Linked DNA regions of Homo sapiens: region 1 is linked to region 2. A link is an interaction called in ENCODE POLR2A ChIA-PET data of the cell type or tissue named here. Cell type or tissue: PC-3. All regions are shown on one strand. Links, peaks and the distances in the headings refer to the core of each region. The heading gives the core; the rest is flanking DNA.

Region 1 (16,181 bases), core at 3,719-8,718, 78 kb before region 2:
AACTCTCCCAGGCCACATTCCAGTCTCTCAGACCCCAGCTTCCATGCTGAATAAAGAGTAGACAAATTAGTGTAAAGTGAAAAAAGTGTAAATGAGAATGGGGAGGTGGCTGCCTCCCTCCCACATGGCACATCCAATGCATTCAGACTGCCCTAGAAGAGGTGAGTCAGCAGCCTCAAGTGTATGCTTCAGACATATTTTTAACAGAAAACAACTTAAAGCTACTGTTGGAAAGAGGAAATAAAGACTCACTAAGGGGCATCACTGTCACGAGCTACTGGACATCCATAGCATTCAAGGGATGTCAGCCTCACTCTAACACACCAAACTCTTGCTGAATTCATCCAACCCTGTGTGTCTTTACTGAGTGGCTACTATATATCAGGCCCTCTGTCTGCTGCAGAAAATACAAAAGTTCAACCACCTTTTGGGGCCCTATGCTAGGTACACAAATAACACTACTATAAGTCAAATGGTGCTGTGGCAATACAAGGAAGCACACAGGTACAGTTGGACGAGGGTGAGAAACTAGTATTTGCTGAGCTAACCCTCACAAGATGAGCGTGGAGTTGTTGTATGCATCCTATGCCTACAACTACAAAGCCAGCTTCAGGCCACAAGCTAGTTCAACTTTAGTAAAAGAAAAATGAGACCCACACCATAAACCTCTTTACCATCCTGTCAAGGGAATGGCTGGGAGGGGAAAGTCATTAAACATCAGATTCTCTACATAAAATTGTTTTGTGAAATATAACCAACATGACTCAGATGACAGTTCGGCTGGTCAGGGGAAGCAAAATCACTACAGTGGGTAAGAGCCATGTTGGAGATCCCACTCCTGGCCAAGGCACCCCAGTAAATGTGGTGAAGAGTGAAGCAGTGTACCCAGACTGTCATCAACTTCATGCATTGATTCATTCATTCAAGACCAATGGCACACCTATAAGGTGTCAGGCACTGTGCTAAGCTCTGGAAATTCAAAAGCAAGTCAGATACAGTGCTTCTTTAAGGATCTCACCAGCCAGGGAAAGCTACTCAGGGTGGGCAAGGAAGGGTATAGAAGACAGAAATAACAGATATACAGTGGATAAATATTAACAAAAGCCTGGAAACACAAAGGAAGTTGTTGTCTAATATCCCTAGCTCCGACCACTACCACCTCGTGCCTGCAGTACAGGATGAGCTTCCTAGACATTCTCTCCAGGCCTATTATTGCCCCCTCCACCACTCTCCATAGAGCTGCTAAGGATGTTTTAAAACCTCAAGAATCATCATTTAAAACCCCTGAAATACCCCTTCCAAAGCCACAGACTAGTCCACTAACAGCTGCCTCCAAAAATTGTTCTGGGTCCAGGAAAATGGATGAGCTCTGCCCCATCGCAGCAGCACCCATGAGTATGCTCTACAGAAAGCTCAGTGGAACAGGGCTGCATGTGAAAAGCAAGACCTCATTTCAGCACCAAAGCCTTGAGCTCATTTTTGTCCAGAATTGGATATGAAGTGAACTTGGGCAAGTCACTTGATTTGACAGACCCTCAGTAGCAGCAACTATAAAAGAGGAAAAATAGCACCCATCTGGCAGCACAGTTGGAAGAATTAAATCAGAAAGTTTATAAAACACCAAGCAGAATGCCCAGCACATAGTATGTGATTAATACCTAATAATATAATGTGCCTATCTTTCCACGTGTCAGTATCTTCCCAGTGAGGCTGACATCCTTCAAGTCACCATCTTGTCTCATCTCTCTCTGGCCTTCAACACTAAGCACTGTGTCCCAAATATGGTAGATGCACAATAAATGCTTCCTATAGACTGGATCCATTTCTACATCTGCATTTAGGAATGCAAATTCAGGGAACAGGAGTCAGACTCGGAAAGGGCTATATGAAGAAAGAAATCTAAGGAGAATGCAACAAACCCAGGGGAGGAAAGTGGATATTAGTGAAATAAGAATTTATGAGGGAGTACACAGTGATTCATAAAGACCACCACTTGGGGAGGACCCCAGTTCTTCTTGGTCTTCCCAGTGAAACTTCCTTTGCCTGCTCCAATGTTTTCACCCTATGATTCTTAAATTTTCCTGCTTGATTTGATTTGATTAGAATTATCTGGGGAGGCTCCCAATATGGAGAATTCCCACTTCCACAAAAATGAACTAGATATACCTTCCCCTATTCCTCTGAAATAGAACTAAAAACTCCAGACATTATACATAAAACAAGCAGGAGAAGAATCTGAAAGATGGAGAGAAGACAGACAAGCTGGGGACCTCAGCACCCAAGAGATGGCATAGCAGCAAGTTCCCTGCATTTTCTTTTTGCCTCACATCTCCCAGACTGGTTGCTGGAGAAGCTGGAGACCTGGAAACACCAATAGACACTGACAAAACAAAAAAGGTCCCAAGAAAGCCTGTTCTCTCTAACCAAATGACCAGGAAAGGGGCAGCACAGTATGACAATAAAAATTTTTCAACAGCAACAGCTCCACTCCAGAAAAATACCATAGAAAACACTATGGGCTGGGTACAGAGGCTCACATCTGTAATCTAGCACTTTGGGAGTCTGAAGCAGGTGGATCACTTGAGCCCAGGAGTTCCAGACCAGCCTGAGCAACATGGCAAAACTCTACAAAAAATCCAAAATTTAGCCAGGCCACCTGTAGTCTCAGCTACCAGGGAGGCTGAGGCAGGAATATCACTTGAGCCTGGGAGGTTGAGGCTTCATCAGTGAGCCATGATCATGCCACTGCACTCCAGCACAGGTGACAGGGTGAGACCCTGTCTCAAAAAAGAAGAAAAAGAGAAGAGAAAAAAACTGTGGCCCAATCTCACCAACCGAGTGGGGAAACTGGACTTCTCCTTCATCAGGCTGTAATAAGATGTTCCAGTCTTACCTCCCTCCTGATAGTGGCAACACCAAATGGGAAGCTGGAACATCCACCTCACCTGGCAACACAAGGCCTCCTCCACCTCCTTGCTGGGGTGTCAGAGGAGACCAAGTGGAGACCTTGAACTTTTGCCACCACCCCAGTGGTACTAAGGCCAGCATTAGTGGTTGTCATGTGGAATCAGTAATGAGTTGCCCCTGCCCTTTCCAACCAGGGTGGTATCAGCTGAGGCCTAGTGGATAACCTAGACTTCTACCACCACCTGAGAGTAGTGAGGCTCTCCTGCTAGAACAGGAGATCTAAATAAGATCCAAAGCTCATAACATAATATCCAAAATGTCCAGGTTTCAATCAAAAATCATTCATCACTCCAAGAACCAAGAAAATCTCAACATGAATGAGAAAAGACAATCAACAGAAGCCAACGCGAAGATGACAGATAATATTAGAATTACCTGACATGGGTCTTAAAGCAGTCCTAAGAATGCTTCAACAAGCAATTATGAATATGCTTGAAACCAATTAAAAAGTCAAAAGTCTCAGCAAAGACACAGAAGATAGAAAAATCACAATGCCCAGGTTGCACTGCATAATAACTGAATCAAAATCACTAGGAGTACTTAGCTATTATTTTGTTTTTATAACTCCACAGAGATTCCAATGAGCAGCTGAGTTTAAGAACCAGTGCTCTAATGCCGTGGGTCTCAAACTGAAGTGTTCATCAGAATCACATGGTGGAAAACTTGGTAAAGACACTCAGGCCCTATGCTACTTCAATAAGCCTGCGCCTCTGTATTTTTATTAGTTTTCAGGTGATTCTGATTACTCCAAAGACTGAAAACACCTGCTGTAATTAATCAAAGGAATTTGCAGGTAATTTCCTTCATCTGTGGAAGCTGCAAAATGCTTATCTGGAGGAAAAAAATGCATTTACGTGACTTTGAGGAAAGGTAAAATTTCAATCATATTTTGGATACAGGTGCCCAGAATATAGTCTGTTTAACCTGGGCTGCCAAATTTAAGAAATCTAGCCACATTAAAGAGCCAATTTGAGGCCAGGCACAGTGGCTCACACCTGTAATCCTAGCACTTTGGGAGGCCAGGGCAGGAGGATTGCTTGAGCCCAGGAGTTTGAGACCAGACTGGGCAATATAGTGAGACCCTGTCTCCAAATAAAAAAATTGCCAATTTGAAAATGTAGTTACAGTGGAGGCTATGTGTGTTTATGGAAAATAGCATGGACTCAAGATAATATGTTATCTGTCACTTGGCCCACAGGAGACATGAATCTTCCTCTCCGCAGAACAATAAAATGCTTCTACACGAGTGCTTCTTCCCACCCAAAGAAACCAAAAGAAAAAGCAAAGAGTTTACAGTCAAGATAGAAAAAAAGGACACGGCCGGGCGCGGTGGCTCACGCCTGTAATCCCAGCACTTTGGGAGGCCGAGGCGGGCGGATCACGAGGTCAGGAGATCGAGACCATCCCGGCTAAAACGGTGAAACCCCGTCTCTACTAAAAATACAAAAAATTAGCCGGGCGTAGTGGCGGGCGCCTGTAGTCCCAGCTACTTGGGAGGCTGAGGCAGGAGAATGGCGTGAACCCGGGAGGCGGAGCTTGCAGTGAGCCGAGATCCCGCCACTGCACTCCAGCCTGGGCGACAGAGGGAGACTCCGTCTCAAAAAAAAAAAAAAAAAAAAAAAAAGAAAAAAAGGACACAACCAAGGAGCTTTTCCATTGTGCGTGGTGGACTGAGATTTCCAATCCAAAAGGCAACATCTCTGGGAATGACCTTTTCAGCGTTTTGTACTCTACCAGAGGCACCATGGGGCCTCTGGGTGGAGAGAACTTGTCCTCAAAAATAGAGGTGGGCCAATAAACATATGCAAAAAAAGCTCAACATCACTGATCATTACAGAAATGCAAATCAAAACCACAATGAGATACCATCTAACACCAGTCAAAAGGGGTATTACTAAAAAGTCAAAAAATAACAGATGTTGGCAAGGTTGTAAAGAAAAAGGAACCCTTATAGACTGTTGGTGGGAGTATAAATTAGTTCAGCCATTGTGGAAAACAGTGTGGCAATTCCTCAAAGACCTAAAGACAGAAATACATTTGACCCAGCAATCCCATTACTGGGTATGTACCTAAAGAAATATAAATCATTCTATTATAAAGACACATGCATGTGTATGTTCATTGCAGCATTATTCACAACAGTGAAGACACAGAACCATCCTACATGCCTATCAATGATAGATAGACTAGGTAATGTGGTACATATGCATCATGGAATACTATGCAGCCATGAAAAAGTACGAGATCATGTCCTTTGCAGGGACATAGATGGAGCTGGAAGCCATTATCCTTAGCAAACTAATGCAGGAACAAAAAAAAAACAAATACTGCATGTTCTCACTTATAAGTGGGAGCTAAATGATGAGAACACATGGACACATAGAGGGGAACACCACACACTGCGGCCTTTCAGAGGGTAGAGGTTGGGAAGAGGGAGAGGATCAGGAAAAAGAACGAATGAGTCCTAGGTTTAATACCTGAGTGATGAAATAATCTGTACAACAAACCCCCATGACTCAAGTTTACCTATGCAACAAACCTGCACATGTGCCCCTGAGCTTAAAATAAAAGGTTTTTCAAAAATGGAATAAAGGAAAAAAATAGAAGTGGGGCCAGGCACAGTGGCTCACACCTGTAATTCCAGCACTTTGGGAGGCTGAGGTGGGCAGATCACTTGAGCCTAGGAGTTCCAGACCAGTCTGAGCAACATGGTGAAAACCCATCTCTACAAAAAAAAAATATATATATATATATATATCTATAGATATAGATATAGATATATAGATATAGATATGAAACTTAGCCAGGCATGGTGGCACATGCCTGTAGTCCCAGCTACTTGAAAGGCTGAGCTGGGAGGATCACCTGAGCCCCAGGAGGTCAAGGCTGCAATGAGTCATGATCATGCCACTGTATTCCAGCATGGGCAACAGAGTAAAATCCCATCTCAAAAGGAAAAAAAAAAAAAAGCTGGGAAAGGCAAGGAAAAGGGCATGGGCATTGAAAGGAGTGAAATGCCACACTGGACAGGAAATGCACAGGCAAGAGCCCAGCCAAGAATAACACCCTCCAGGAAGGGCCTCCCAGAGCTCCTCTCCTTCCCATTCTCCAGCATTTCCACCTACTCACTGATGCCTCATTTCTTTATCTGGACAACATCAACATGGTCCAGAAAAGTCTTTACAGGTGACCCGTTGCCCAATGGCACAGAACAGCAGACCTGGGTCCCGGACATAGCCACAATGGAAAGGACTAAGGTCACCTTTAACAGACCATTTGCCTATTCAATCCAACCTAAAAGACCCTCCTCTGAAAAACTGGAACAATAAAACCTATCCCCATGGGATAGGGGCCACTGTAAAGATTAAATTAGTTAATACATGTAAAATGCTTAGAACAATGCACAGAACACAGTGAGCACTTGATAAACATTAGCTCTTGGTATTTTGAATGACATACAGCACAAGAGTTAACAATGGAGACACCCTGAGCCACACTACCTGTGTTTGACTCTGGGATCTACCCACTACTAGATGTAGACCATGAGCAAGTTACTCTGCCTCTCTATGCCTTGGCTTCTCCATCTATAAGATACAAATAATGATAATACCTTAACTAGCATGGTTGTTGGGAGAATTAAATTAATCGTTTCATAGAAAGAGCTTGGCACAGTGCCTGGAACACAGTAAGCGCTTTCTAAATGACAGTAATTATAATGTTATCTTTCTATGATGTGGCTAGCATGAGGCAAGTAAGTTAGGGAGTCCCCTTGACCTCTGAGGTGCTTGTAGCCTAATTAAGGAGACAAGCAATGCACACACAGAAGTAGCAGGGAAGAAAAGCACAGAACATGGGATGCATGATAATTCTGCAAGCATGCAAACAGCACTTCTCATGTTCTCCTTCCTGTCTCCTTTCTCTCTCCCCAACACACTCACATGCCAAGGGAATTCAGAATGTTACAGGGTGCTGTGGGATTAGGGGAGTGCTCCCTTCTTGGTCACCCCCTTACTCCCAAGGGCAGGCCCCTTGGTAGGGATTCCCAGGTCTTATTCAATACTCAACGCTGCTCATTTAAACAAGTTCCCCCTGGAAAGCACTTCGTTTCAAGAATAAATGGGGGTAGCCACTCTCCTCAGTTTTCATGGATGGACCATAAAGGGGTAAGACACAGAAGCCTCACTAGAGAAAACTAACAGGGGTTAGTTTTCTAACTAACAGAGTAGGAATTCTAAAGTGTTCCAGCACCCTCTGGGCACTGAACTTGCTGGAAGTGCCATTTTAAATAACTTTTAAAGCCAACTGCTCCAGTGCTTAAAAGGAAACATGATGCTGAATATAAAAATTGTAAAGGGAAATGTAAGCATCACAAGGTATTAATTAATCCCATGATAGAAGATTCCTTCTGCTTAGATTACCTCTGCTTAAAGAAATATTTATCCAAGAAATTCAGAGAAAGACAAGACAGACAATACCGTACTTAAGATTCTGTGATTTTTAATCCTGACAAGGATTAAAGGGCTGGAACAAATGTGATGGTGGCATGCACCAGAACCTAGTTAACCCCTTTTTATTCCTTCCCAAAGAGGCTGACAGCTATTTTAAGCCCACAAAGTAGTCATGCTGTCTGATTTGCAACTTTAGGAATCAGAGTAGCTGCAGCTAGATTTTTTAAGCAGGCATGTATAATGAAGATAATACATGACTAGGCCTCTGACTTATAAAAGAACAGAGTGTCTGAATATTCTATAGATTAAAACCATGCACAGATGAAACTAAATTGCAACTTGTAGGACTTAATAACAATAATAAAAACAGCAGCCAACTCTGTGTCATGCACGGTGCTAGGCCATTTACAGGTACTACTGATTCAATCCTCCCATTAACCCTACGAAGTATGAGATATTTGTATCCTCTTTTTACAAATGAGAACGCTAAAGGAAAGATGTTACATAACTCACACAAAGTCAAGTAGCAAGTGAGGGATAGAGCCAGGATTTGAACCCAAACACAGTTTGGCTCCTGAATTCATGCCATGCTATGCTACCAACCAAATTCATGTCATAAAAATTGCAAAGTAGCAAATTACAGAAAATAAACCATGAATTAGGAAAAAAAAAAGACATCAATTCATTAATGAGAAAACAAGTTGAAAATGTTTCTTACATAAATGACAATTGAGAAATGACAATTACCTACTCCTGAAATTGGCCATATGTTCTATATTCAGATTCTAATTCCACTGGACATCCATCAGTGGAATTTTATTTAATTCAGGAAAAAAAAATGCTTACTTGGTATTTTCATTGGAAGGAATCAGCACTGTGTGAGATTGGGGGTATCAGAAAGAGGCCATGCTGGGGGGTCCCTCAAGCCACTGGGAACCGGAAGTTACTAGACTAAAGCAAGAGAAATGGTGGGGAGGAGTGGAGAGTCAATTAAGGCACCTCTCACCATTGGGTGACCCAGGAGGGTCCTGGCCATCTTATAGGGATCATCTCTTTCATTCAAAATACATTTTCTATGTGCAAGGCACTGTACTCAGGGCTGTGGAAGACACGGGGGCAGAGTGACATGGACCCTGACAATGACAATGTAGGGATGAAAATTGGACAGGACAAGCAGCTCTAATACAAAGCAGGTGGGACTGGTAACATCCACTTCACAGAGTGACTTGTGAACGGGGTGGGAAACTGCAGTGAGGGTTAAGGGAATGGTGGGTACTACAGTTGGGTTGAAGCCCAGGGTGATTAAAGGGAATTGTTCAAAAACAGCCTTGAATATCATACTAAGAATTTTGGTTCTAATATAGTAGGTACAGAAACTTTTCATGTTTTTGAGTGGGAGGATAACCATTTCAAGAAAATTGATAGGGCAAAAGTTTAAGGGATGAGGGGGATCAGAGAACAAGTGGGACACTGGAGGCCTTCAGAAGGTTATTGATGGCCCTGATAACAGGGGAGGGGGTGGAGCATCTGAACGGGTGATGGACCAGCCAGGGTGGGTGGATGGATGTCACTGGGAACATTCAAGAGGATTTGGCACCTAACTTGATGTGGGGTACAGGAGAGTAGAGCCTGGACATCATAGGTACCCAGTAAACAGCAAATTTGAGTTGGCTGTTAAATCAAAGAATACAAGGGGTACTTTAAAGTGTCAGGCCCATGTGCCCAAGAGGATGGTGGGGTCGTTAAAAGACAATGAAGTCAGAAGAGAAATTTGATTTCCAGCTTGTTGAGTGATAGGGACAGCAACACATTCAGGTACAGATGACCAGCAGGAAGCTGCGCATAAAGATGTGGAGTCTGGACTGAAGTAGAGAGCCAGCAGCCTGCATAACAGAAGAGTGGGAGTAGATAGAATCCAAAGGAGAGGGAATGGAGCACTCACAGTAGAGGGCAAAGGGAGGAGGTAGAACAGCCACAAAAGAAGGAGGTATGGGCAGGGGCAAGGGGCTGGCTGACTGCAAGCAGGCACAGAGAGCCCAATGAGGCATTCCACAGAGGACTAGGACAGGCAGCTCAGGAAGAAAAGTCAAAAAGGATGAGGATAGAGAAGGGGGCAGCAGAGCAATTTCAGTACAGCAGCCAGGACAGAAGTTGGAAGGAAGTGGCCAGGGACTGAATGAAGACTGAGATACTGCAGAGGGTGGAGTACTCTCTCACAAGGCTTAGCTGTGAAAGGAGGAGAAAGACAACATGTTAATTAAAGAAAGAGGTGGAAAGAAGAGGTATTTCATACAGGGAAGGCCATAGCATACTCTTAGGCAGGGAGGAGTAAGCCAGTGCCCAGGAGATGTAACTGTGCCAGGGTGGGGGTGGGGAGTGAAGGGCATAATTAAGAGGACAAGGGCAGACTAACAGGACATGGAAGGCAGATGGATCTCAAAATGAGGGAAAAAGAAAAAAAATTGGACTTCACCAAAATTTAAAACTTTGTGTTTCAAAGGACAATACCAAGAAAGTGAAAAGACCACAGAATGGGTAAAAATATTGCAAATCTATATAAGGGATTTGAATCCAGAATATATAAAGAACTCTTACAACTCAATAGTAAAAAAGCCAATCCAACTTTTAAATGGGCAAAGGATCAGAATAGACATTTCTCCAAAGAAAATATATAAATGGCCAAAAAACACATGAAAAGATGGTCTTTTTTTTTTTCTCTGAGTCTGCTTCCTAGGGAATGAGGAGACATTCTATGTTGTTCAAAAGGGAAATGCAAATCAAAACTATGATGAAATCCCACTTCACACCCAGGAGGATGGCTAGAATCAAAAAGTCAGACAACAAGCATTGGTGAAGATATGAACACACTGCTGGTGGAAAGGTAAAACGATGCAGCCACATTGGAAGTCCCACAAATGGTCACACATGGTTACCATGGGACCCAGCCATTTTACTTTTACCCAAGATAAATTTTAAAAAATAAAAATAAAAACATGCCTGCACAAAAACTTGTACATGAATGTTTATAGCATTATTTTTAAGAGGCAAAAATGGAAACAACCTAAATGTGCCTCAGCTGATGAATGAACAAACCAAATGTGGTATATCCATACAATGATATATTATCCAGCCATATAAAGGAATTAAGTACTGATAAATTATAGATGAACCCTGAAACACAACACTAAGGCAAAGAAGTCAGACACAAAAGACCACATATTGTATAATTCCATAAATATGAAATGTCCCGAATAGGCAAATCTAGAGACAGCAAGTAGATTAGTGGCTGTTCAGGTCTGGGAAGACGCAGGGGGTAAGGATTACAGGTGTGTGCCATCATGCCCAGCTAATTTTGTATTTTTAGTAGAGATGGGGTTTCACCATGATGGCCAGGCTAGTCTTGAACTCCTGACCTCAAGTGATCCACCCGCCTTGGCCTCCCAAAATGCTGGGATTACAGCAGTGAGCCACCGCGCCCAGCCTAGTGTTTCTTTTTAATGTGATGAAAATGTTCTAAAATTGACTGTGGTGCTGGTAGTACAGATCTGTAATATCTTAAAAATCACTAAATTATACATTTTAAATTAGTGAATTGTATGGTATGTGAACTACATCTCAATAAAACTATTAGAAAGGAGGGAACTCAATAGTAAAAAGCCAATCCAACTTTTAAATGAGCAAAGGATCAGAATAGACATTCTCCAAAGAAAATATATAAATGGTCTTTTCCAAAAACAGAAAGGAAGAAGAAAAGTAGCAAAGATCAAGTTTGCAGGGTAGGGCAAAAAGGCAGGAAGGAACGGCCATGGGCATGGTCCCAGGCTGCTGGGGAGGGTAGACAGCAGGACAAGGGCAGCAAAAAGGTCACTGAGGAGCTAAGAGCATCCTCAAGGCAACAAAGGTATAAAGGGAAGGCAGGTAATTATAGCCAGCGAAAGCATTCTGAAAGTTTGAGTCTTGGGAGTAGCTGCATTATGAGTAGGCAATAGTAAACAGTGAGTCAAGCCTGATTAGTATAGATAACTGGCAAAGGTCATCATTAGATGTGGCTGCATGATTTTGACCACTAAAAAGGACTGGGACATTGTGGGCAAAGGAACTACGACTGAAAGCCATAAAATCATGAAATGTACAGCTAACGTGGAAATAGATTTGTCCATCAAATCCCAAGATACCAGGTGTGGAGGAACATACTGGGACATCTGAGAGCAATGTAAGGACAAATAAAATAGGTGTCATTTCAGAGCAGTACTGTATCTTTGGAACTCACTGCCCCCCACCAAAAAAAAAAGTAGTCTGGGCAGAAGATAAGTGTTTTTAAAAGCATCTGGAAAAGCATAAGAAAGTGAACTACGTCTCCTCCTTAATGATGACATCAGAAAATACATCAGACCCTTAATCTGAATTGCTACTGTTCCAGAACCCTGGAAGACAGGACCCTTAGTCTGGGTGGAGAGAAGGGAGAAAGGGGACATAAACACCCAGTGTATAGTGGAATGGTTCTGAGAGCTCTGTACCATGCCATGCAGGCTCAGACGAGTCAGGGATACCCCATTTACGGTGACCAAATGTCATTCATCTGGAGGCCTTCATGGCCGTATGTTTAAGAGGCATCCACAGATATCCTGCTGAGGTTACTGGAATCTCTAAAATCCACATCAGGGAAACCATCAACCAATGAAGCCAGGTAGCAAGGAAGGAAATATAGCCAGAGAATTCAGCTTCAATCTGACCACATGCTCCCAAGCCACAAAATCACTCAGCAATGATATTTACTGCTTTCAGACTTTCCACAATTGGTCATTTCTTCCACTTGACAATTTTTCATTGTGACTATGTTTGTACCTGATGTTGAGGCTTGGGAGGGGGAGATACACCAAGGCATGAGGCAAGGTCCTCAAAGAACATTCCATATCACCAGAGAAGATATATGCAGAGAGGAAAAAACAGAATTTTGTGTGGTAAACAGCTTCAGCAATATCTCTCATCCCACGTGCAATCTTGCAATGTGAACTTGACATTCCCCCATCAAGAAGTAGGGCTTATGTCTCTTCCCTAATAGCCTGTTTTGACCAACAGGATGTGGCAGAAGTGACCCTATGTAACTCAGAAAGACCCAACCTTAAGAGCTTCTGCTTTCCTGCTTGGAACACCCCCTACTGAAAACCAGCTGCCAAACAAAAGGGCCACCATGCTGTGAGGAAATCCAAGCCAGCCAGTGAAGAGAATAGTCACATGAAGGACGACCAAGGCACAGTCATATGAGTGAAGCCTTCTTGAACATTCCAGCCTAGCTGTGGATGAATGCAGCAAAGTGAGTGATCCAGTCAACGCCATAAGCAACAGAAGAACAGCCCAGCCAAGCCCTGCCTGAATTCCTGAGCCATGATTCATAAGCAAATTAAACAGTTATTGTTTCAAGCTACTGAGTCTTGAGGTCGTTTGTTTTGAAGTGATGGATAACTGAAACCAGTTTGAAGCCAGGGAACCAGGGATAAGTCCTGGTTCTGTTATTATCTGACTATGTGACCTTGGGTCCATGACTTCCCCTCCAAACTTCAATTTCCTCATCTGTACAATGATGGGGTGAGGGGGTTGTACTAGATGAGCCATGGTGCTTTCCAGTTCTGACCATCTGTATCATACACGCAGATATAAGGGAACAATCTAGGCAATGAGTGTTAGGACTACAAAGGGAGCAACTATTAATACTTCAGGTTTGAGTGAGCCTTGGAGGAGGTGAAAGAACCATGGACCTGGAGTCAAAAGCCCTGGAGTGTGAGGATTAAGTGAGGCAGAGGCTAGAATAATGTATGGCACATAGTAAGTGCTCAATAAATATCATTAACTGATACACCAATTTGCAACTCTGGACAAATTAATCTCTCTGATCTCCATTTTTTGGTCTGAAAAATCGAGATAACACTAATGTGCCTGTGCCTGTCTCTATAAGAGGAAAAGTCTTTGTATGTAGAAGTCCAATGCAAATCAAAAATCACCTACAGATATAAGATATAACTATTATTAATACTCTTATTATCCTTTGTACCCATAGCATTAAAAGTCTCTTTCTCACCAAGAGAGGAGAGACAGTCAGTTGATGGCACTGGCCACCAGGAAGACATACTGGGAGATCAGGAGGCAGTTACTAAGGAGCCACAGGCTCTCAGGGCATGTGAGATTTACCCACCCACCAGCATCAGTCAGTAAGCCAGGTACCCACTCTGAACACAGACAACAGGTTTCCCTGGCAAGCAGCTCTCAGCCCAAAGGGAAATCTGGAAACAGCCAAGCATTAAAAGTTTGAGCCGGGCGCAGTGGTTCACGCCTGTAATCCCAACATTTGGGAGGCTGGGGCAGGCAGATCACCTGAAGTCGGGAGTTCGAGGCCAGCCTGACCAAAACGGAGAAAGCCCCATCTCTACAAAAAATACAAAATTAGCTGGGCATGGTGGCGCATGCCTGTTATCCCAGCTACCCAGGAGGCTGAGGCAGGAGAATCACTCGAACCTGGGAGTTGGAGGTTGTGATGAGCTGAGATCATGCCATTGCACTCCAGCCTGGGCAACAAGAGCAAAACTCCATCTCAAAATAAATAAATAAATAAATAAATGTTTGAATAATTTCCTGTACCAGAGTTCTAGAGGCCAGCAACCTGAGAACACTCCACTAGAGAGCTGTGACTCAAACCCGTGGCCAACATAGAGTGAATATTCCATAAAAATTATTGAATGAAAAGGCACTGGATTTGGGAGTCTGAAGTCAAAGCCCCAGGCTTAAATCTTGGCTTTGTCATACACAACTGTGAGCACTAAGGCACGCAACAACCTCCCTGAGCCTATGTCCTCGTTTATAAAATAGACATAAGGAGACCCATCTCCTAGGGAAGTAGTGAGAATTAAATGAGGTACTGCAGGTGAAAAAAATCTGGGATTGCACTTGATAACTAAATGCATGGGTTTTTAAGTGCACAGAACCTCTGCCACCCAGATGCCCTTCGATCCTAACCCCACACCTTTCAATCTCTGCAGAACCCTGAAAATGAGTGGCATACTTCCAAAGGAACACTCAATCCAATGTTGATTCTGAAAAACTGCCAGCCCTTGGGAGAGAAAGAGCTGCACTCATTTTCCAAGGGTACCCGACAAGGCAACAATAATACATTTGCATTTTCCAGCCTGCATTTTTCCAAAACAAGGGAAGACTGCGATGTGGATTTAACCCTGAAATCCCAGTGATTGTGCAGTTGCATAGACACTGCTCTGCAGGGATGTGGAAAACAGCCAGAGAAGGCTCTTACCAGGAGCATGTAGGACAGAAAAGCTCGTGCTTCCACCTCTGCTTAGGTCTTGACTAACATGGTGTTTGAATGTGCCAGGGTGCAGCATCAATTACAAAGATCTGGGAGTTAGGACCTGGTCCTCAAAGTCAGCCTTTGCCCAAAGAAGTTCCACCACTCCCCTTACCGTATGCTTTTGTCCTTTCTTCTCTGCCTCACCTCTCTCAAAGAAGGATCCTTGGTCCCCTATTTCTCATTTGCATTGGGAAAACAGCTTGAACCAACTGCGGCTCCCTCTCCTTTCACTGACCACCACTGCCTGTGAATCCAGGGAAGTTACTATAGGAACTACATCACACAGCCCCCAGACATTTGCTTAGAAAAGAAACAGTACATTTGGGAAAGGGAGAGTAAGATCCAGCAAATTGGAGGCAACCCTCAAGCCCAATATTTCTCAAAGTCTGGCCACAATCACCTGCATTAAATCAACTGGAATGCTCGTTAAAGGTACATAGTCCTGGGCTCCCCCAAGATGTATCAAATTAAAATTGGGGTGTGGCAAGACTCAAACTTGTTAACCCCCTCACCTGATTATTCTTATGCACACTAGGTTTTAGGGACCAAATGCAGAGGACTGAACTGTGATAAAATAAAAAGGCTTAAAATACACTTTCTATCTATCTATCTATCTATCTATCTATCTATCTATCTATCTATCTATCTATCTGAGACAGGGTCTCATTCTGTCACCCAGGGTGGAGTGCAGTGGTGCAATCATAACTCACTGCAGTCTCTAACTCCTGGGCTCAGGCGATCCTCCCACTTTGGCCTCCCAAAGTGCTGGAATTACAGGCAATAGCCACCATGCTTAGCCTTAAAAACACTTTAAATCTTATCTCCCTTCTTACCCTCTTACTTGTAAAATAGGGTACTGCTGAACCAAACAAAACACAAGCCAATTTCCCAGTTTATGTATGTCCAAGAAAATTAAATCATGACCCTGATGAAAACTCATACTTTAAAATAAAAACCTCTGCTCACCAAATCAACAGGCCTGGGCAAAAATTAACCCAAGCATCCCATCTTAGACCCACCGACCAGGTCTATTCTGAGAGATGAGAGAACTAAGATAAGATCTTGGCTGCAGCCCCACTCTGTCCCAGCCATACCCAGTAATTCAGCTCTGCATTCCACGGCAGGGTTTAATGTTTCGGGGGACTAAGCGGGGCAGTTCTCCTAGCTCCAGCAAATATGGCTGGGATAAGGTTATTCAGGGGGAAAAAAAGGTGAGCTTCACCAATTCACCCATATACATGAGAAAGAAAAAAATCTAAAGAAACTGACCACACTGGGCACATGTCAGATACTCGAAAAATGTGTGAATTGAAGGAAGAAGACACCTGATGGAATAATCCTTTCGTGAGATGCTAACAGCCTGCACGTACACCATCAAGAAAGAGAAAGAGAACAAAGAGTCAAACTGTCGC
Region 2 (16,181 bases), core at 7,509-12,508:
TGCCAGGCCTAAAGGTGGATTCTGAAGGCAGCAGGACTAGAGGCATGGTGTTCAACCCCTAGCAGCACATACTGCTTCCAGGGGCAGATTTATTACTAAAGTGGAGAAAAAGACAAACAGAGGGACAGATCATTATAATAATCTTCTAGCATCAAGGCTTTAGTTGGTTTCAGTCATTTCTGTAAAATTTGCAAATTTTATGAAGAAATGTCCCACCCCCACCTTGCTGCAGGATACCTGTAAGTGTTTATAAGTGCTTGAAATGCTTATGTACACATGTGCCTTTGTATATGTGTGGGTGCATAGCCCATGCTCTTAAAATAGATGCATGCCTGCAAGCTTTCCATAGCGTGGTTTCTGCTTTGTCCCTTCTGGTGTGTGTATCTCTTTCCTTTTTCACGAATCTACCTGCTGGAATTTGCAAACCACACCCATGAGCATAGATGGCACGAGGGAACCTTGTGTCCCAGCTGAAGACTTTTCTCCTGATAATGTTGCCTCCGAGGAAGATTTAAGTCCACGATGGATTTACCAGACCCAGAACTGGTCCGCTCCCCAGAATGTACTGGCACAGGCATTGCTGAGGGCTTCTCCCCCACACCTAAAGCTTTGGTGGCTTTTGTGTTTCTGGACTGAAAGGCATGATCAAAGAAGCATTCCTGACCCTGGGGGATATATCGTTTCACCAGCTAATAGGAAAACGTAATTTTCATCTGTGCAGACTTGGCTGTGAGTTGGGGGAGCTGTCTCTTTCCAAGCCCTACCTTTCCTTCCACCCTCCACCCCTGTCGAGACACCCCCAGGGCTCACTCTCCTGATCAAATCTGCTCTTTCCGAGGGGTTTGCTGTAAGTCATTTCACTCTTCTTCCTCAAGTGAAGGCTTGGAGAGGGGCACTGCTTACCCGGCCTGACTTCAGTGTCCTTATACGTGAAAAGGCAGAGGGTCGAAGTTAGTGTTTCTAAAATATATTTCAGCCTAACACTATTTAATTCAATTTACATCTTAATATGAGTTAAAGCCAATATATTACCTCTCCCAGGGTTGTATATACTTCAAATCTAATTTGCAATTGTGGGATATAAAGTTTTCTTCTTGGCTGAAGAGACTTACAGTGCGAGTGTCAGCCCTCCATCCGTCGGCCTAGGAACAGTTTAGAGCTGCCAGGATGTGCAAGTGTGCATGGCTCGAGTGGCTCTATTTTAAGGGGTAAGATTACCCTAATATAGAAATTCATCACCAGAGGCCTGGGTCTTCTTGCTGTTGCCTTGTTTGACTTTCCTGCCAGGCCCTGGACTTCTTAAGGGCAAGCTGGGTCAAGTCATCTTTGTTTCCCAGGCCCTGGTCCAGCACCTGATGTGGGACAGATGCTCCACAGCTGTTTGGTTGGATGAATGTTCAATGGGGCAGCTGGTGGCTCCCTGAACCCAGGCCTGCCTGTCTCTCCCATCAGCTGTGGTCGGAGGGATTAGGCCATGGCCTGCCTGTCCTGCCATCAGGAGCACCGGCTGTTTCCAGCTGTTCTCTTCCCCAGCTCTCTTACCAGGGGCTAGGAGACAGCTGTCAGCTGGGGTTGCTGTCCCAGGCCATCTGGTCGTAGCTGTCTCCTGGAGGGTGCAAAGGTTGAGCACGGTGAGCTGATGGGAACTACGAGCCCTCCCCCCTTGGGTCCAGTTACCCTCACACTTGCTCAGGTCACTCCCATGAGAAACTATGTCCCATCTGCCCTTGGGCTTGCCATCTGTATCTTAGCCCTGTGCGCATCCAGCTATCTGCCAGGGAATCCTGATGCCCACAGGACCTACCAGGCAGCCTCCCAGGCAGCCTCCTTAGATATGGCTGTGTGCACCTGCTGTGTGACTTGGGGCCAGGGTTTGCCTCACCTGCAGTCTGGCTTTGTCTACTCCCACAGGTGTCTAGTGTGTCTCTCTACAGCACACCAGCCTTGGGTTCTTACCTTCCTCCCCATGCCAGCCATACCAAACCCTGGCTTCCCTTTCCTTTTCCACCTGCATGTCTGCTATGGAGACCCCAAGGGTCCCTCCCACTCCAGCTTCACCCACATGCCTCAAGCCTGATTTCCTTGCCCAGCACTGTACCACATGCAGCCCCTTATCCATCTCTGTGCCAAGCTTGGGTGAGGTAGGTGTCATCATTCCTTCTTTTCCTGCCTGGGGCCTAGAGAGGTTTCATCCCTTGCCCTATGTGGTTATATAAGTAGGCCATGACTGTGGTGTGGGTTTACACCTGATCTCCAGAGCCAGCACCCTCCCCCGACCACACCCCTGTCCCTGGTTCTATTTGTAAAAACGAGACCACAGAGAACTGCCAGAATTCTGCCCCATGGTCATCTTTCCCCTGGTCCCAAGGTTTTGGCTTAAGATACTACACGGTCTCACCCGGGCACACGCACACGTGTCTAAGAGCTGGACAAGGTCAGGATACGGTCTGTGTCCTTCATACCCATTCCATCGGTCTACACATCTGGTTGTGCTGGCCCTACATGGCTTGTCAAAACACCAGCCATGCTGACTAGGGCTGACTGATGGCTGTACCCCTAACTCCACCTGCATCCGGTTCCCCTTTGCCAAGGGTCCCTGCCTTGTTTGCACGTTCTCTTCCCTCTGGTGTGTGTGCATCTGGCTGAAGTTAGCAGTGGACACCTGTTCCCATCTGGCAGTGTGGCACCAGTGGACACCTGTTCCCATCAGGCACCCTCCAGTGCCCAACTGCATACCTCTCCTGCACATGGCACTTGTTCTATGAACACCTCTGAGTTCCTTGGCTCTGCCTGGCCCAAGGAATCATGATGACAACGTTCCCAAATCTTTCATTGCCACAGTTGGCTGTGTCCAGCCTTCTGTCTGAGCCCTCTATCTGTCTGCTCTTTCTCCCTCTTCCCTTCCCTCTTCTTCAGTGTGCCAGGATCCTTGGCAGGGGCCATGGGTACACTTGCTTCTGCCAGATAGGCACGATTCCCACCTCTGCCGCCACATTGCCAGCACTGCCCACGAGCCAAGTTGCACACACCAGAAATGTCATGGTTGCAGCTGTCCCAGGGGGAAGAGCCTGAGGCATGAGGTCATGGGGTTCACCTATTTCCCAGGGCAGAATCGAGGGTACCCTGTGCAGGTGGCATCCCCTGCATCTCCTGAGAATCGCCTCACCAAAGGCCTTTGGTGTGAGAAGCGCAGAGTCCCAGGGAGAGGTGGGGAGCTCTTGAGGGCCAGCACCCCCAGGTTGGAGGTGGCTGACTGGGGGTGGCCAAGGAGGGGCAGCTGTGGCTGCTGCCCTGGGGGACACCAGCTGGCTGAGCCCTGCAGGCCAATGGGGTGATGCCACCGCCAGCCTCTTGTTTATTCAGGCGGCTGGCAGGCTTTGCCATTCCCGTGAGGGGAATAAACTGTACTGCTTCTCTGGGTTCTCAGGGGCAGGCTTGCCTAAAACCCTCATCTGTGGAAATGCAGAATAATGGCTCCTCACTGACACCCAAAAGGGGATGGGAGACTATAAATCAATGTGAAGGGGGACTCCCTAGGGCCCTAGAAACCCTAAGACCGGGGTTGGGGGGGCACCCTTTGCCTCACAGTGAGTGTGCCACACCCACTGATGCACAGTGTTTAGGAATCTAGTGAGATCTTCCGTCAAATAATAAGGATACTTAGGCCCAGCCAGTCAGTCCACCCAGAGGTGTCACCACCTTTAGTAGAGTCCTAGGGCCAGAGCTGGGCCGCAGGTGTGGACACTCCTCAGTCCGCTCCTCAGAGAAGCCTATCGACCTGGCTGAGGAGTCAGTGCGTGCATCTGTCACATCACCCTGGCAGAGTTTCTGCAGAGCACTTTTCACTAGTTGATATTTTCTTGTCTATTTCTTTGTCTATTGCCTACTTCCCCCTCATGGAGGGTGCCCTTCACCAGGGCAGGATCCCAGTGGCCTTGCTCACGCTTGAACCCTCAGTGCAGCACTGAGCACGTGAACGCCTTAATAAAAAGGTAACACATTGAATCCCTGCACCTGCTGGGCTTGGTGATCTGTCTTAGGCTGTGAGAGCTACAGGAGGGGCATCCACAGGTGTTGCTCTCAGCAGGTGCTGATGGATTACAGAAATGCTTGAATCCCACTAAGGGGCCAGGAACTTTTCCCGTCAGTCCCAGAAAGAACTCAGCTCCTATAAAACAGCCCTTCTCACACATTTCTGTCCGTTTTTCAAGCAGCTGTGCCCCAAGCTTTCTCCACTTAGGGCGGTGCTTCTCAAACTTTAATGTGTACACAGAGTATCTGGGGATCTTGTTAAAATACAGATACTGATTCAGCAGGTCTGAGTGGGCCTGGGAATCTGCAGTTTTAACAAGCTCCTGTGTGATGCTGATGCTGCTGAACTCTGCACCACACTTTGAATAGTGAGGATTTATGAGAGTCCAACATTTCTGTATTTCTCAGCATCTATGCATATCCTGTCATGTATCCTGAACCCAAACTGTAAGTATTCTCCGGCTTTTTGACATGCTTGGTGCTGCTGAGAGCTGTCTGTGTGCCGGGATCCTCTCCTGGTGTTCTTAGTGATCCAGCAGGTGAGCTGAAGAAGCAAGGGCCAGGAGGCTGGGTGCTGGTTCCACTCTGCCACTTTTTTGTAGTGACCTTGAGCAAGTCACATTCTTGCTCTGGGCCTCAGTTTCCTCTCTGTGAAATGAGAGGTTAGTCATGAGTTCTTGGGTCCATTCCAGCTGTAACATTATATGAAAAATAGCAGCCACTTAGTCCGGTATGTTTCATGCACATCCATATATATTAACTCACTTAATCCTCCTAACAACCCATAGGAAAAGTGCTAGTATTATCCCCACTTTACAGATGGGAACCTGAAGCAGAGGTGTTTCAGTAATGTGCCTGAGATCTCAGATCTAGCAATAGCAGCATGGAGGATGAACCGGTTTCCTTCAAAATCCATGCTCTTACCCATTACACTTGACGGCCTGATAGATAACACCTAGGAGTGACTGCGCACCCGGGAAGATCACTCATTCTGAGCATTCTTAAAACAAGATCTCTTTCTCATGGAACTTAGCTCTCACAGTTAATTCTGTGCAATTTAGAGAGGCTGGCTTAGCCTAAGTGCCATGGAACACACTGAGCCCTTCCAGCACTCAGGATCTGGCATGTGATGAAATGCCATAAGAATGGCATGGCTGATGGTTCGGGAGCCAGGTTCATTTAACAAGCACCTATGGGGCTTCTCTGGGCAGCCCCTGTAGGAGACTCTGGAGCCGCGGTGTCTGGGTGTCACAGCCTGGATATGCCCACCTCCTCTGGCTCTGCACTACTGGGACTTCCCTCTAGGATGTTAGTAGCATCCCACCAGGCTGCAGAGCTGTGCCTGGCAATGTCAGCTTTTACACTTCCTGTGTCTGTTTGTTAAAGAAAGATGGAAAGCAAACACATCCTCTATTTTACATCATTGCTTCCTCAACCTCATAAACAGGGCCCAAAGGAGAACATCACATTTAAGAATGTAGATGCTCATGGAAACTTTAGAATGAGGGCCAAAGTTGGATCTCAATATAGTCAAATCTCTTTAAAAATAACTAGAGGAAAAGGGGCACCTCTAAGGCTGTCGACAACTTTCCTTGATTTAAATCCCATTCAGTGTTCAACTTCTCTAGGAAGCTACCTGGGACGCCTCCACTTTCCTCCTGCTCTGAACTCAGGAAACCTCACATTTGGTATTTACAGAACCTGACATGGTTTGTCTGTCTCCAGTTATAGTTGCCATCTCTCCCACCCCACCCAGATCCAGAACCCCAAGGATACTTACAGCCTTTCTTTCTGTAGCACTACACTTAGACACTCAAGAGGTACTCACCAGTGTTGGTTGAATGAAATGTAGCCTTGATCTTCTCTGGTATGAACCAGGTCTGGAACATGGCTAATTTGCCAAGTGAGGGGTCATTTAGTGAAACTGTTTTTATGGGTAAATAGGAAAGTTTGAAGCCAGCCTATCAATTTTCTATGTAAATGATGCTTTTAAAGTACCAGGGAATGGTTTGTGCTCACTAAAAAGGCAGAGTAGTTTTTTGTTGTTGTTGTTGTTGTTTGTTTTGTTTGTTTGGCCACCTCTTCCAAAATTGCTTAGAAAGCCCCTCTTTCATTAACTGAGCTACTGGTTCAGATGTATGGGATGCGAGTGAATGGAATTCTTTAATGTTCTTCAACACTGGATAAGAGTGGACTATATACAAAGGACAGAAAAAGAACCTGGTGTCCTGGTGGCCCAGAGACTTGTCAATGTTATTAATAGAAAAGCTATGGTAGTTTGGGCAGTATTTTCTGTAGTTGGATATCCAAGCGCTGAGCTGCCCTGGAAATACTGCCAGGAGACCTGGTACCGGTGCTCAGCCCAGGGCTGGGCACACTCTCTAGCCCCAATCACTTGTTGGATGATTTCTCAGCCTGTCTGTTGTGTCTGTGTGCTCTGAGCGAAGATGGCTGCTAGCTGCCTCCTGCTTGTCTTCAGGGTGCTTTAATGGATCATCTTTTTTTTTTCCTTCTCAGGAAGTGTCTAAAAACCTCACCAAGGAAAATGAACAAATCAAAGAGGACATGGAAGAAATTCGAACCGAGATGAATAAGCGAGGCAAAGAAAATTGCTCTGAAAACATCCTAGATAGCATGCCAGACATCCGCTCAGCCCTGCAGAGGGATGCAGCAGCAGCCTACGCCCACCCAGAGGTATAGCCCCAGCCTCCAAGGGCCTCTGATCACAAGCCCTGGAAGTGTGATATCAGCATCTCTCCTCTGCATAGAACTTTTCAGGCTTCAGTCCTTTCACAGAGATGAGCTCGCTTCATCCATACAATTGTTCTGCAGGTTCTGTAGATTTGATGAGCAGTTGACTCCATTTTACTTCACACTGAAGCCCAGAGAGGATCAGTGAGTGTTGAAGCCAGGACTGAAATCTGAGTCTGAGTCCCAGCCCCCATTTTTTTCAAGATCTGATATCCCACCTTTGTGAACATCTCTTGTGTTTGTAAATAGGGAAGATATGCATGCTGGCTTGTCTGGGACCATCCTGGTTTACTCCTGCTGTCCTGGCATGATTTTTTTTTTTTTTTTTTTTTTTTTTGATAGGTTCCAGCTCTGCCACCAAGGCTGGAGTGCAGTGTTGTGATCATAGCTCACTGCAGCCTCAAATTCCTGGGCTCAAGTGATCCTCCTGCCTCAGCCTCCTGATTAGCTAGGACTACAGGCACATGCTACCATGCCTGGTAATAAAATTTTTTTATTTTTTGTAAATACAGGGTCTTGTTATGTATTTTCTGTAAATGCGGCTGGTCTGGAACTCCTGGCCACAAGCAATCCTTCTGCGTCAGCCTCCCAAATCACTGGGATGACAGGCGTGGGCCACTGTACCTGGCCCTGGCATGGTTATTAGTAGCACCCTCTTTTACTCTAAAAAATGCCCCAGTTTGGAAACAAATTATATTCCATCCCTCCTCATTTATAGGGGACTTTGTAATTTACTACATATTTTCATAACTATACCATGTGGCTGTCGTCACAGCTCTAGAAAAGCAGGCCAGACGGAGATCAATAGCCTCATTTTACAGATAAGGAAACAGATCCAGCTATGAGCATGGTCTCCCTCTCTCAGTTGGGAAGTGGTGGCAGAGGGTCTCAAACCTCTGTTTCTTCCTACCCAGTTGTGTCCCTAGCACGAAGTTACCCATGAATGGATTGCTGCCTAATGTGATTTGAGTGATACCAAAAGACCTCCTTGCTTAAAAATGCCTCCCCATTTGGTGCCTGTTTCTTTTGGCTCCAATTACTACTAAGTTATGTTTATGTACTAATGGTTAAGTGCTACCATTTAATGTATTGGGTTATTTACTGAATTGTTGTCCAAGAAATAGGCATTAATTTGGGAGATAATCCAAAAGGAAGAGGAAACAGGTAAGTTTTGGTGGCAGGACTTGAAGAGTCCTATTAGCAAGACACATTATTAGCAAGATGGGTCTGGATCAAGTGTTATAAAAGGGGTCACTGGGCAGCCAGGGGATGGCAGCATTTAAGAGAGACTTTGCTCATTTTAACTGGTTACCAGGGGTTGATGGTAGATGGCAGAGTTGTGGCACACTGGTGCCCAGGGAGTGGGTTCCAGTTGGGCCATTGAGGGATCCCCTCGGCTTCGGGGAGTCGTTCTGAGTGTGGATTGAGCAGGGCCTGGGACAGCTAGAGTCCCTGAGCTGGTCTGTCTGTATGCTGTGACATGAAGAACTTTTGGGAAGCATTGCTGTGCAGGACTGTGTTGCCTGGGCCATTAAGAATTGAGATAAGAGAGGCAGGAAGTCTGGGTGTGTGGGCTTGAAACTCTTGGGTAGGGCAGTTCATCAAAGGGTGCCAGGCAGGCAGCAGCTGGGTTTGGGGATCTTGGGCACACATGTTCCAAAGGCAGGACTGCAGGCAGATTGGGGCTTTTGAGGTAACAAGCCCTGAGAAGAATATGGTGCCTCCACCCTCCCCAATATGTAACTCAAAATAAAAATTCCAAACCATAAAATAGATATAAGAAAGGCCAATAATTTTCTGGCTTTGCCCATGATGACTACTTTGGTGCTTTTTTGGAAATATCATATTTCTTCAGAAATTATTTTGATTCTCATTTTTGGGTGTCCCTGACAGGCTGGCTACTGAGCAAGTGTTTAGTCTGCTTGGTGGATCATCTCTGAGTGGGTATGAGCTCATAAACCAAGGAGCCAGAAGACATTTGGGCTGGAAGGGAACTTGAAGGCTCCCACTCATTACACCTGGGCTCAGTGTCTCTTATTTCAGCCCACCTGGCATCGGTGGCTCAGCTGCCCAGTGGAGCCAGGCGCCCCTTTCCTGCTCTGGCTTCCAGTTTCCCAGTCGGCTGAGCTTAAGAGTGCATCTGTTGTCTTGATGACACATTATGTGGTATGTTCGGGAACCCAGCTCAGATTTCCTGAGGGCAAACAGCAAACCAAATAAAAAACACCAAACCCTTTTTCTCCTTGCTCAGCAAAGTCCCTTCCCCTCCTCCAGTCCCCATTCATCAGGCTGCTGAAGTTAGCACAATCCTTCCCCACCAGGGTGGTGGGGCAGAAAGGGGAAGTGGTGCCGGAGGCCCCAAGGCAGGATCTTGCCATCCCTCTCTTTTGTGAACCCCATGCCAAAAAGCGGGTGGAAGGGGCGCTGGGTTTAGTTGTTCATTTTCAGGGTTCCTGTAGATAATGTCAGAGCTTTCTTGGAATGGTGAGTGTTAATTTGTTGAGGGCTTCTCTCTAAGATGGTCCTTGCCTGAGGGGTTGGCATGGGGCTCTGGGGGCTGGGTTGGGAGTGGAGAGAGCAGGGTGAGAGTGGAGAGAGCAAGGTGGAAGTAGGAACATTCGACTCCAGGAGCTGAAGTCATACAGCAGACACTTGGATTCATAGAGAAAGGAAATTGAAGCTTGGAGGGGGCCGCTGCCGCCCAGTGCAGCCTGTCGCCAGTGGATCCGTGGAAATTATATGTTCTCTGGCAAGGGCTGTCCATGGTCTTGCTCCATCTCCTTGGCTGGGAGAAAGCACTGCAGTTCCCACCCTTCCCTGAGAGCCTGGAATTAAAGACAGTTACTGGGGTTTGCGGCGAAGAAATGACAACCTGCTTTTGCAATGCAGAGGGAGACCAGGGTCCGGTAATTAGATGCCGTTCAGCGTCTGAGTCACGGGCTGTGGCCAGGGTCTCCTGACAGCCTGCCGAGCAGCTCTTCCCAGTGGGAAATGAGGGATCTCCCAAGTCTGCTGGGTAGGAGCCAGACCATGACCCGGAGGACTAGGGCAGGCAGGCGAGTTTTTGGATGGCAGGCAAGTTAGTCCTGTGGTCACAGCTGCAGGCAGAGGCTTAATGGAAGGAAGAGGCAGGCTCTGAGGGCAGGCAGCCTGGGGCTGACCTGAGTTGTGTGACTTAAGAACTGCCCCTCTCAGCCACTTAACTGATTGACTTTCAACCAAATTGCTGAACGACTCTGAGCCTCTGTTTCCTCATCTGTGACGTGTGGATAATGGTATCTACCTTCCCCATTGTTGTAAGGGTTAAAAATAATACAAAGGGACATGGCCATAATAGGTGTTCATTAAAATATCATCTCCACCAACCAGATATCCCCTACAGCTCAGGTGGAGGTTACATCACCAGCAAGAACAGGGAATTGAGGGAGGGGCAAGGAGCAGGAGTTGGGGCTGCCCCAGGCACAGCCGAGCATGTCGGCCTGTTTCCCCTGGGCAGACAGGGGAGGCTGGCAGAAGGATGTCCCCTACCTTTCAGGAGTCGGTCACCACTGTGTGCTGGGGAGAGAGAGATACACAACCCCATTGGTTGTGCCATCCAGAAGAACTCTCTTGTCATGAGAAAACAGGCACACGCTTGGGGGTGTCCTTGGGGGTAATGAGGACTCAGGGCTTTTTCCAGGCCAAATTGTAAAGATCAAAGCAAGAGCCTGGTTTGCTTCTTCCTGTGCGAAAGGAGCACATTGGCCGTGGTGGCCAGGTTCCTACAGCCAACATGGAGTAGCTAAAGGCCCTGCCCTGCCTCCGGGCACTGGGCATCTAGGAACACAGGTTTTGTTTCCACATGGGCTCTGCTCTCTGGGTGGCTTCCACCAAGGCCTAGAATTACAAGATTAAAGGGAGCTCACTCACCTCCCCCTGGTTGAGAAGGGGCCTCATGGTTCAGGGGGCTGCAGGAAGCCGCCTCTTCATTATCCAGCCACTGGAGTCCTGGGGAGAGCAGGGCTGGGCCACGCTCCTCTCAGGCTCCCACACTTCTCTGATGGAGCCACCAAAGCAGCTGGACCCACCTGTGGGGTGGCCCTGACTTTGAGCACAGTCAGTTCACAGGTTGTATGCCCAAGGTCCTTTGCTTTCAAAGGTGGGTGATTATAATCCTGGACAGGGAGTCTGGCTGAACAGACCAACACAGGACCAGAGATCCCGCCACACTGTGGACACAGGGGCTCCTCCTTGGGCAGCAGCTCTGTGGAGGACAGAGTGGTCCATCTACATGATCAGAGCTGTCACAGGGCACTCTCACAGCGCCATCCAGATGCCCAGTCACCGGGCCATATGAGCATCATTTGTTTTGACAAAATTAAATGCTGGTTAGTTACCAATGTAGATGATTCCTTGGGATTTGTTATGATTCAGAAATTCAATTTAACAAATATTAGGGAGCCTCAATCCAGGGGAATCAAAGATGAACAAGAAATGGTCTCTCTTCTTTCAGATTCCCATAGTCTACAGAGATAGCAACATCCCTAAATAGTGCCTGTGGAAAGCAGGCTAGGAGAGGTGCTACAGCAGAAGCACAGACTTATATTCATTAGGACTTGTGTTCAGCTTGGGTAAGAGACCCAAATACAGTGCCTTAAACAATAGAAATGTTTGTTGTTCTTTCACGTAAAACAAGCTCTGGAGGCAGGCAGTCCAGGGCTGGCATGATCAGCTCCAAGATGTCGTTAGTGACTTTCATCCTCAAAATCCCCTCATGATCACAAGATGGCTGCTCAGCTCCAGCCATTCTGTCCACATTTCAGTCCAGAGAAATGAGGAAGAGAGCAAAAGATGCCTCCAAGCTGAATCAGCCCCCCTTATGCAGAACTTTTCCAAATGCACATCCCATCAACTTCTTCCTATACCCCACTGGCCAGAATTCAGTCCCATGCCCACTCCCGTAAAACCAGGTCTTCATTAGTAAGGAACAAGAGGGCAGGGAATTTGGGTAATCAGTGAGAAATCTCTGCCATAAAGCACAAAATGAGGCTTGGGGAAGATTGATTAATTCTGAATTAGAAGGTCCAGGAGTATTTCCTTGGGGACCTGAAATTTTAGCTGGGCCTTGAGAAGTAGATAAATAAGTAGATATATGGGGGAAGGAGGTATAATGGCTATCCAGGCAGAGAAAACAGGCTGAACATAGATCCAGTGGCTCAGGAGAGCCAAGAGTTTCAGTAGTCAGCCAAGTGACTGGAGTGCCTAGGGCGTGGGGTGCAGGGCACGCAACAAGAGAGAAGAATGCTGAGCTAGATCAAGATCAGTTTTACTTTGGACTTTATTCTGTATGTAGGAGGAAGGGTTTGGGGGCTGGGGGTGATATGTGTTTTAGGAAGCCCATTTTGATTGCTGTAACAAGCTTCATCCTGAGGCGGTGTGCATCCTGGTCCTTGGGCTTCATGTCCCAGCCCAGGCATCCTTCCCCTCACATGGATCTCACCCAAAACAACTTACACCAGATCTAAGTCACCCAGCATCCCTAGGCCAGATCCAAGAGGAGGACTGCATTCTCTGGGCAGTATACGTCAAGCATAGCGACACTGATTCTGGAACCAGACATCCTGGCTTCAATCTGCCTTACCACTTACCTGTTGTGGGACCTTGGGAAATTTATGTAACCTCTCTGTGCCTCAGTTTCCTGAACTGTAAATGATCATGATAAAAATATGTCCTACCTCATAGAACTGATGAGAAGATTAAATTAGTTAACATATGTAAATGTATAAAGCACTTAGAACAGTGCCTGGCTCTTCGGAAGTGCTGCTGTTATTAGCACAGCCTTGGCTCCAGCCTTGCCCCCACCTGCCCACTGCCTCTCTGACCAGTGACCTGACCTTCCCTTGTGTCCCCTCTGAGGAGCAGTATGAAGAGCGGTTTCTGCAGGAAGAAACCGTGTCCCAGCAGATCAACTCCATCGAACTTCTGCAGACGCGACCCCTGGCTCTGCCTGAGGTGGTGAAGTCACAGCGGCCCCTGCAGAGGCAGGTCCACCTGAGAGGCCGGCCGGCCTCCCAGCCCACTGTCATCCGGGGCATCACCTACTATAAAGCCAAGGTCTCTGAAGAAGAGAATGACATTGAAGAGCAGCGTGAGTTGGGGTCAACAGGGCCGCCCCAGAGGCAGGGTAGGGAGGAAGTCACCATTTGGACCATAGTGGGCTGGATTCCTGGGAGCCATACACCCCTCCATACACAGCATTCCAATTACTGCTGTGGCCCTGTTATCCAGAGCTCTCACTGCATTTCCTCACAGCTCGCTGAGTGGCCTTGGGCAAGTCACTTAACTTCTCTGAGCTTGCAGAAGACCATATGGCAGAGTGTGGCTGGGCTGGAAGGGACTTCAGTGCCCTCCAGTACAGTCCTCCCCATTTGCAGATGAGAAAACTGAGGTTTGGGGAGACTGACTTGCTTAGAGCCACAAGGTGGGCTTCTCCAATACTTGCTCCTCCCTCCGGGGGCCCTGAGCTTCCTGTCTGAGTCTCCAGCACCTCCCCTTTGATCTCTGTCCTTCTTCATTTTTCATGGAAGAGAGACGATCCCTTTTCACATCACGTTTACCTTGTTTCCTTAGGCTTCTTCCTCTTCCTGTGCTCCTCCTCGCCTCCTCCTCCTCCTCTTGTCTTCTTTCTTTTCCTTGCCCAGCACTCCCAGCAGGCCCCGACTCTTCCCCTCTCCCCAGTATGTCTGAGCGAGTCCTTCCCCATCAGGGCTGATGCAGCAGCTTCCTGTCTGTCTCCTTGCTTCTGCCTTTGCCTCCACCATGTTTATTCTCCACCCAGTAGCTGGCGTCATCATTTTGCCCATGTGTTTTTTTTGGTCATTTTTTTTGTGTCATTGATTTGTGGTAGTTTTTTACATATTCTGGATACAAGTTCTTTGCCATCATATGTATTGCAAGTATTTTCTCCCTACCTATGGCATGCATTTTTAGTTCCTTAATGGTGTTTTTGATGAGCACATGAAGTCTACTTTACCAATTATTTCTTTTGTGGTTAGAGCTCTTTGTGTCCTCTCTAAGAAATGTTTGCCTCTCCATATTCCATCTCTGCTCAAAATCCTGCAGCCTCCCCCATTTCTTTCAGAATAAAAACTGAACTCCATACACAGCCTCTAAGTCATGCATGCCCAGCGCCTGTCCTCACTGTGACCTTGCCTCTGCTTCAGTCATGCTGGCCACCTCGCTGCTCCTGGGCCGCTGCACGCATGTCCTGCCTCAGGGCCTTTTCTCTGTGGTTATTCACCCATGGAATCTTTGTGCCCGATGGCTGCTCAGCTGACTCCTTCACCTCCTCCAGGCAGCTGCTCATCTCCCCAGCTCAATGAGTCTCATCCTCACCACTTTATTCTTCTCTGCAAGTTTCCCTTCCCTTCTAGCTTGTTTGACCCTCTTTACCCTACATTTTGTTCCCCATAGCACCTTCAGGTGCACAATCCTGTCTATTATCAAGCGTCTCCACCACTATATAGAAGCTCTGTGAGGTCAAGGATCCTTGTTTTGCTTGCTGTTGTTATCCATACTCCATAAACATGTGCTGGAAGGATGGATTGGATGACTCACTTACTCCCAGCCATCGGGGTTCAGGACCCATGACTATGCGTCCTGCCAGTGACCCCTGAGTCCTGGGGGGAGCATGGCTGCAGTCTATTCAGAGAAACCCCCTGGAAATTCAATGTCCTTCCACCTGCGCTCCTGTACACCTTCTTCCAAAATCCCAGCCAGGCCCCCTCTGTAACTCAAGCCGTCGTGTTAAGGAAAGGCACCCTCTAATTCACCTGCTCATTGCCATGTGCTCTTGTCATCTGTAGGTTGTTTCTTTCCCGTGCCACAGTGAACCTTGTGTTTGTTTCACAGAAGATGAGTTTTTCAGCGGTGACAATGGAGTGGATTTGCTGATTGAAGATCAGCTCCTGAGACACAACGGCCTGATGACCAGTGTCACCCGGAGGCCTGCAGCCACCCGTCAGGGACACAGCACTGCTGTGACAAGCGACCTGAACGCTCGGACCGCACCCTGGTCCTCAGCACTGCCACAGCCCTCGACCTCAGATCCCAGCATCGCCAACCATGCCTCAGTGGGACCAACACTCCAAACAACCTCGGTGTCTCCAGATCCCACAAGGGAGTCAGTCCTGCAGCCTTCTCCTCAGGTACCAGCCACCACTGTGGCCCACACAGCCACCCAGCAACCAGCAGCCCCAGCTCCTCCGGCAGTGTCTCCCAGGGAGGCATTGATGGAAGCTATGCACACAGTCCCAGTGCCTCCCACCACAGTCAGAACAGACTCGCTGGGGAAAGATGCTCCTGCTGGGTGGGGAACAACCCCTGCCAGCCCCACGCTGAGCCCCGAAGAAGAAGATGACATCCGGAATGTCATAGGTAAGTTCATTGTACCTGGCCTTGGTCTCCTGATCAGCTCAGGTAAAAGGCTGAGCCTGGAAATATCTTGAGAGGAGAGGGAGGCACCAGATGGTCAAAGTTCTTTATGGGAATGGCAAGTGGAGTTAAGCCTTTGACCAACGATTAGTTTTAACATCTAGGGTTTATTTATTGAAAATGTGCCAGTGGCAAGGGTGGGACTCTTTTTTCCTAAAATAGACATATAAATTAATGGAGTCAAGATTTGGCTTCAGGAGTTAGTTTTATAAATATTTGTTGAGGGCTATCCATACACTAGGCTTTGTGATGGCTATTGAGGTATCCAGTGATGAATAAATGAATTTTTCTGTGGTAAGTTTACCAAGCCATAAAAGAACAAAGGGTTTTTACTGGGGGGAAAGTCTCAGATTTGTAGTAGAGTGAGAGCAGGGGAATAGCTGGGGCAATGGGCCTCCGTGCAAAATCATGAGCCCCACCCATGGAGAGCATAGAAACATCATGGCACCATGTGACAAGTGCTGTACCAGAGGAATGGAAAAACAGAGAAAAGAAAGAAGGAATATTAGCTTGGCCTGGCTGCCAGGAAGGCTGGGGAAACTTTTCTAAGGAGGTGTCATTTGAGCTGGGATTTGAAGGATGAATAAGAGTTTTCTTTTTTTTTCTTTTTTGAGACAGAGTCTCGCTCTGTCGCCCAGGCTGGAGTGCAGTGGTGCAATCTTGGCTCACTGCAAGCTCCGCCTCCTGGGTTCATGCCATTCTCCTGCCTCAGCCTCCCAAGTAGCTGGGACTGCAGGTGCCCGCCACCATGCCCAGCTAATTTTTTGTACTTTTAGTAGAGACGGGTTTTCACCATGTCAGCCAGGATGGTCTCAATCTCCTGACCTTGTGATCCCCCCACCTCGGCCTCCCAAAGTGTTGGGATTACAGGCGTGAGCCACTGCGCTGGGCCTGAATAGGAGTTTTCTAAGCAGAGAAGGGAAGCC

The links. ChIA-PET counts read pairs that join two places held together with the same protein. Peaks named below come from ENCODE experiments on the same cell type or tissue, not always from the same donor. Only the 100,000 strongest peaks of a DNase experiment are listed, where the experiment ranks them.
Region 1: POLR2A ChIA-PET joins it to region 2 with 10 read pairs; 2 of 35 experiments call an interaction of 5 or more read pairs at or near these places.

The regions. Positions count from the first base shown.
Region 1 is chr1:162,071,300-162,087,480 of GRCh38, reverse strand. All of the region lies in intron 1 of NOS1AP (nitric oxide synthase 1 adaptor protein), which reads right to left. Among named protein-coding and RNA genes, the nearest start is that of NOS1AP, 9.7 kb to the right of the region's middle. In PC-3, for the core only: no CTCF peak of the experiment used is centred there; no DNase peak of the experiment used is centred there.
Region 2 is chr1:161,996,842-162,013,022 of GRCh38, reverse strand. It overlaps OLFML2B (olfactomedin like 2B), which reads left to right. Exons shown (of 8, transcript NM_015441.3): 4 at 6,550-6,726; 5 at 12,685-12,910; 6 at 14,674-15,198. Among named protein-coding and RNA genes, the nearest start is that of OLFML2B, 19 kb to the left of the region's middle. RefSeq lists an enhancer at 9,647-10,148. In PC-3, for the core only: no CTCF peak of the experiment used is centred there; DNase peaks (open chromatin) are centred at 8,972 and 9,742; H3K4me3 peaks cover 1,711 bases; H3K27ac peaks cover 2,570 bases.